2 separate regions of the Homo sapiens genome follow, and region 1 is linked to region 2. Evidence: chromatin loops called from intact Hi-C (ENCODE). Cell type or tissue: sigmoid colon. All regions are shown on one strand. Each heading gives the region's core, and the rest is flanking DNA. Links, peaks and the distances in the headings are about the cores only. Region 1 overlaps GLYATL1-AS1 (GLYATL1 antisense RNA 1). Region 2 overlaps FAM111A-DT (FAM111A divergent transcript).

Evidence for each region. A loop is a pair of places that touch in the nucleus more often than their neighbours do. Peaks named below come from ENCODE experiments on the same cell type or tissue, not always from the same donor. Only the 100,000 strongest peaks of a DNase experiment are listed, where the experiment ranks them.
Region 1: it touches region 2 in a loop (6-fold over the local background); 49 of 110 quality-filtered maps call a loop at or near these places.

The regions. Positions count from the first base shown.
Region 1 is chr11:59,052,254-59,055,057 of GRCh38, reverse strand. It overlaps GLYATL1-AS1 (GLYATL1 antisense RNA 1), which reads left to right. Exons shown (of 6, transcript NR_033853.2): 2 at 1,432-1,601. Among named protein-coding and RNA genes, the nearest start is that of GLYATL1-AS1, 4.8 kb to the left of the region's middle. In sigmoid colon, for the core only: a CTCF peak has its summit at 1,590 (motif pointing left); a DNase peak (open chromatin) is centred at 1,537.
Region 2 is chr11:59,134,933-59,137,736 of GRCh38, reverse strand. It overlaps FAM111A-DT (FAM111A divergent transcript), which reads left to right. Exons shown (of 4, transcript NR_110184.1): 3 at 1,456-1,680; 4 at 2,149-2,804. Among named protein-coding and RNA genes, the nearest start is that of FAM111A-DT, 6.5 kb to the left of the region's middle. In sigmoid colon, for the core only: a CTCF peak has its summit at 1,626 (motif pointing right); a DNase peak (open chromatin) is centred at 1,656; H3K4me3 peaks cover 269 bases; H3K27ac peaks cover 206 bases.

The DNA of each region.
Region 1 (2,804 bases), core at 125-2,624, 83 kb after region 2:
AAGTAGAACTAGCCCGGGTTCATCTGCCTACAAGGGCAATTGTATGAGGCAAATATGAGGAAACTGGCAGAACAGGAGGGGTGGAATCTTCCTGGGAGAAACAGTAAAGAGAGTTCTAGGTGGAGAGGGGATCAATGTGTTGAGCAAACACATGGCTGTCTTCTTAGTTCCTATATGAAATCATGGAAAAGACTTTTGAACAAAGAATAAATATGTCATAGCAGGAAAACAAAAAGCAGTCTTTTGGCCAGAAATAGAAACTGTTAAAAAGAAAAGCAAACCAACAACAATAAAAAACACCTTTAAGTTTGAAAATGACAGAAGTTAAGAAGTGGAAAGTTGCCTGGGATATGCTTTTATTGCGGCCTCTCTAATAAACCCGTCCCCACTCCATCTTCATGTCCTTGCTTATCCTAAGCAGCATGGTGGCAGCTGTGGCATTCTTCAGACTAAAGTGGTCATTTTTGGCACTTGGGCTTGAGATGGCAGTGAAGCGGCATCGTTTGTCTGGGGAAATGCCAGAGGTTTGCTGTCTCACAGTATGGAAATTGAGATGTGGACACCAAAGGAGTGGGTTCAAGAGCAAAAGTTTAATAGGCAAAAGAATGAAGAGAGAGTTTCCTCATGCATTGGAAAGGTGCCTGAGCAGGTTTCCGGGTTTGGGGCGAGTTGTGGTTGGTTTTATAGAGGAGCTTGAGGAGGCAGTGTCTGATTTACATAGGGCTCAGAGGGTTGGTTGGAGCAGGTGTGCCATTTATGTGATGCATGAAGAGCCTGGCCATCCCACATGAATCTTTAGTATGCAAACGGGGCCTCTACCTGGCCTGTGCCATGTCGCCTGCACACGTGAATACAAAGAAAAGGGAATAGGAGGCCACGCGTGGTAGCTGATGCCTGTAATCCTAGCACATTCGGAGGCCAAGGACGATGGATCACGAGAGGTCAGGAGTTCAAGACCAGCCTGGCCAAGATGCTGAAACACCGCCTCTACTAAAAAAAAAAAAACACGAAAAAAAAATTAGCCATGCGTGGTGGTGGGCACCTGTAATCTCAGCTACTCAGGAGGCTGAGGGAGATAATTGCTTGAACCCAGGAGGTGGAGGGTGTAGTGAGCTGAGAATGCACCACTGCACTCCAGCCTGAGTGACAGAGCGGGATTCCATCTGAAAAAACAAACAAACAAACAAAAAAAAATAGGAAGAGGAAACCTCTATGTTGAGGATGCCTGGCTTCCAAGTATCCCTTTTCTATTTGCATAGGTGCCAGCATTTAGCTATGCAAGTTTTTAGTTTGCTTATGTATGCTTGTGGCTTGATTTTTTAGGCTGATTTTTGCTAGAAAAGAAATTATATGGGGGCTGCTTTTTATTAAAAGAAAAACCTTACCGAGGACTCTCTTACCTACACTAACTGCTTAATAATTTCTTTTTAGCTCCTGTATCAGCAGTGCTTGCACCTCATAGGTGATGATCATGAGGGGGACAAGGAGCCTCTAGACTTAAGAGACAAGTTGCCAGCATTCTCCAGATGGAGTGTTTCCCTCCGCAGCACCCCCTGCTGGTCAGTTTGACAAGCAGGTGAACAGAAGTTCTCAAATACACAGTAAGCAGATAACCCCAACATCACCAGAAATATCAAGTTGTGATGGCATTTTGGCAAATTGTCTTTATTTTTTGTCTGCATCATCTGTTGCTTTCTGAGGGAAGTTTTTTGAGTTCTCCCACTGAGACTGTGGATTTGCATTTTTCTTTTGTATGTCCGTCAGCTTTTGCCATGTATAGTTTGTAGTTGTGTTGTGTTGAGGCAGATTCATGATCTATGTTGTGGGAGAATTTCTGTATTTAGCAGATGTTCAACTTACGTTCTATTTTGCCAAGTGTTGATGGTATTACTTTGCTTTTCAGTTTCACATTCATTTAGTATATCTTTTTCCTTTCCGTGAACACTTGTGTGTTATTTCAGATATGCTTTCTTATGTACTGACAGTGACCCCCAAATTCATATGTTGAAGACCCAACTCCCAATGGACTTGGAGGTGGGCCTTTGAGAAGTAATTGGGTTTAGATTAAGTCATAAGGGTGGAGCCCCTATGATGGTATTAAGTCCTTCTAAGAAAAGGAAGAGAGTCTGAGCTCTCCTCTGTCTCTACCATGTGAGGGCACAGAGATGTATGCTTTTTGGACTTTGTTTTTAACTCAGTATGAAAAACATATATTTTAATAAGAAAATTACCCCATTCATTTTTAGTGCGTTTATTGATAATGTTGGACTTACTTGTGCCATATTTAAGGAATCCTCTTTCCTCTTTCCCATGCTTTCTTGTTGTTTTTTCAATCCAAGTGCATGATAAGGTTTAGGAATCACTTTTTTAACAGGGCCAAGAAGGGCTAGATAAGGGAAGCTGGCTTGTGTTCAGGGAAGCGGCAGAGGAGGGAAGCTGGCAGCTGGGCTGTGCTAAGATGACCTTAGCCCCAGACCCTGGATGAACATCCTCTTCTGGATACAGGACCTGCCCGAGGCACCATTTTGAATAGGCAAATCTTATTTTCTTTGTGTTCTTTCATCATCTGTATTAGCTTTTGCCTCTTGAGTGCCAAAATATAGCTGTTTTTATATGACTCCAAGTTCCTGAGTTTATTTTTTAGGTAAGAATTTTCCACCCTTTGAAATCCCAAATGACATGTTTACTCTCTCTCTCAGACCATGCTTTCATTTCAGTCAATGTAACAAATCAGCCAGGTCTCAGGAGTTTAGAAATCTGATTGGATTGATTTATACTAAGATGTAACAGATCTACCATAGCCT
Region 2 (2,804 bases), core at 243-2,742:
ATTTTTAGGTTTTGGATAAATATTACCAAATTACTCAACTACTAGCAGGAAAAGGTGATGTTCACTTCAATTTGAGGTCAAAAGTGTTGTGAGATCGGGATTCCTAGGATCCAGATCATAGACTCCAGCTCAGTCAAAGACCTGGAAGGCAAAGAACCTCTATGAGAGTAATGCCTTCATAAGGAGCCTTCGTTTGGACTCTTAAGGGGGTGTCGGCCCCATCAAAACTCCAGAGGCTGCTAGCCTTCCTCCTTCCAGAAAAGGGAATAACCACCGCGCCCATCCTAGCTGTGGCCCGAGGTTCGAGCGCCCAGGGCCGCAGGGACTAGTAGGGGCACGCGGTCTGCAGTGGCCTCCATCTTCCTGGTACCTCAGGAGGAAGAAACCCGCCCCGCTTTCCTCCAGACCTCACCGCCCGAATGACCCTCCAAGACCCTCTCAAGGCGCCCGCTGTGCTCCTTAATTCGGAGGCAGCCCCTCCACACCTGTGGGTAATTCTCATCAGGTGGGAGGAGGGACTGAGAAAAGAAATAAGACACAGAGACAAAGTATAGAGAAAGAAAAGTGGGCCCAGGGGACCGGCCCTCAGCATACAGAGGACCCGCACCTGCACCATTCTCTGAGTTCCCTCATTATTTATTGATTACCATTTTCACTATCTCAGCAAGATGAATGCGGTAGGAGGGCAGGGTCATAGTGAGGAGAAGGTCAACAAGAAAACGTGAGCAAAGGAATCTGTGTCACAAATAAGTTCAAGGGAAGGTACTATGCCTGGATGTGCACATAGTCCAGATTTATGTTTCTCTCCACCCAAACATCTCAGTGGAGTAAAGAATAATAAAGCAGCATTGCTGCCAACATGTCTTGCCTCCCACCACAGGGCGGTTTTTCTCCTATCTCAGAATTGAACAAATGTACAATCGAGTATTATACCGAGACATTCAGTTCCCGGGGCAGGCAGGAGACAGTGGCCTTCCTCTTATCTCAACTGCAAGAGCCTTTCCTCTTTTACTAATCCTCCTCAGCACAGATACTTCAGGGTGTCGGGCTGGGGGATGGTCAGGTCTTTCCCATCCCATGAGACCATATTTCAGACTATCACATGGGGAGAAACCTTGAACCATACCCAGCTTTCCAGGGCAGAGGTCCCTGCGGCTTTCCACAGTGCATTGTGCCCCTGGTCTATAGAGACTGGCGATGAATTTTACCAAGCATACTGCCTGTAAACATTTTGTTAACAAGGCACATCCTCCACAGCCCTAGAGCCGTTAAACCTTGATTCCATACAACACATGTTTCTGTGAGCTCAAGGTTGGGGCAAAGTTACAGATTAACAGCATCTCAGGGCAAAGCAATTGTTCAGGGTACAGGTCAAAATGGAGTTTCTTATGTCTTCCTTTCTACATAGACACAGTAACAGTCTGATCGCTCTTTCTTTTCCCTACAACCTCACAGCCCAAATGACCCTCCAAGACCCTCTGGAGGCACCCGCAGTGCTCCTTAATTTGCAGCTCTACAGAATGAGACCAGCGTGGCAGCCCCCTTTCAGGACAGCTCCCGAGACGAGACGCGAGAGCAGCCCCTAAATCTCACCCAGCAAAGCCGTTTCTTCCTAACCGGGCTGGGGAGTGCCGCGCGCTGCCAGCAGATGGCGACAGAGGATTAGCCTGCGGAAACCGGGTAAGGGGAGGGCGGAGCTGAGGTGAGAACCCACATCCCTCATGCCCAGTGGCAGCAGGACGTGGAAATGGTTTGCCCAGCCCTCACTTCTCTTGGACAGAGCTTGAGCCTTCTGGGAAACTGCTTTTCCCTGGCTGAGTGATTAGCGGGGGTGTTAAGTTGGGAAGCTGGACGTTCACTTCCATGTGCTCCTCTGAGAACCATCTGTTGGTCTGATGGTGCTAGATCTGAAGCTGGTGAGCCTCTTGGGGCGGCCTCAAGGGCTAACAAGATCTCAAATGCCCTTCTCTCCATCATTTGTGGTATCCTGGATTATTGTGAAAATGTATAGGGATTCCTGGGGAAGAGTTAAGGATTAAAATATAAAGGTTTAAATATAAATAACTTTATATATATATGTTTTTTCTTGTAAACCAATATGTTATATAGTAGGAAGTTTAATTCCTTAACTTTGGTTTTTCTCCCTAGCCTTTTTATAGCCAACAAGAGCAAAAGCACACTGCAATGTCCAAACGAATTGCAGGCGTTTTCTGCTCCCTGAAGCCTGGGAATTAATTTATATACTCAGTCCCTTTTCCCTTGGCTGGCCATTGAAGTAGTTGAACCACAGGATTGGACTGTCCAGAATCATTAGCCAGAGTTCACTGTGAGTGGACGTCTTTTAGTTCTGCTTCAACGCTATAACCAACCTTTACCAAAAGCAACAACAAAACAAAAAACTGCAGAAACCAATGAGTTCTGTTCACAAAGGATGGCTCCTCATGTCATCACACCGGCAAGGAATGGACGAGCCTCTGATTTTTCTCTTCTTGGCTGACTTTACAAGGTTGGATGCAGTCCATGAGGATCATGCAGCAAAGACAGAAAGTGCTGGAGAAGCCCAACCTGCAGGGCCTCACCTTTAGCTGGTTTGTGTGGTTCCACTTCATGTAGCTGTTGGAACACCAGTCTCTCTAATGTGCTCTATGGGATAGCTGTTACCTTCCACTAATTTATGTCTAATACCTATAAACCTAAAGTATCTTTTTAAAAATTTTATTCCGTCTTTTTGGAGGAAATTTTTGTGCATGCCAGATATAGTGTCAAGCATTGGGATTGCTAAGATGAACGTAACATTGTCCTCA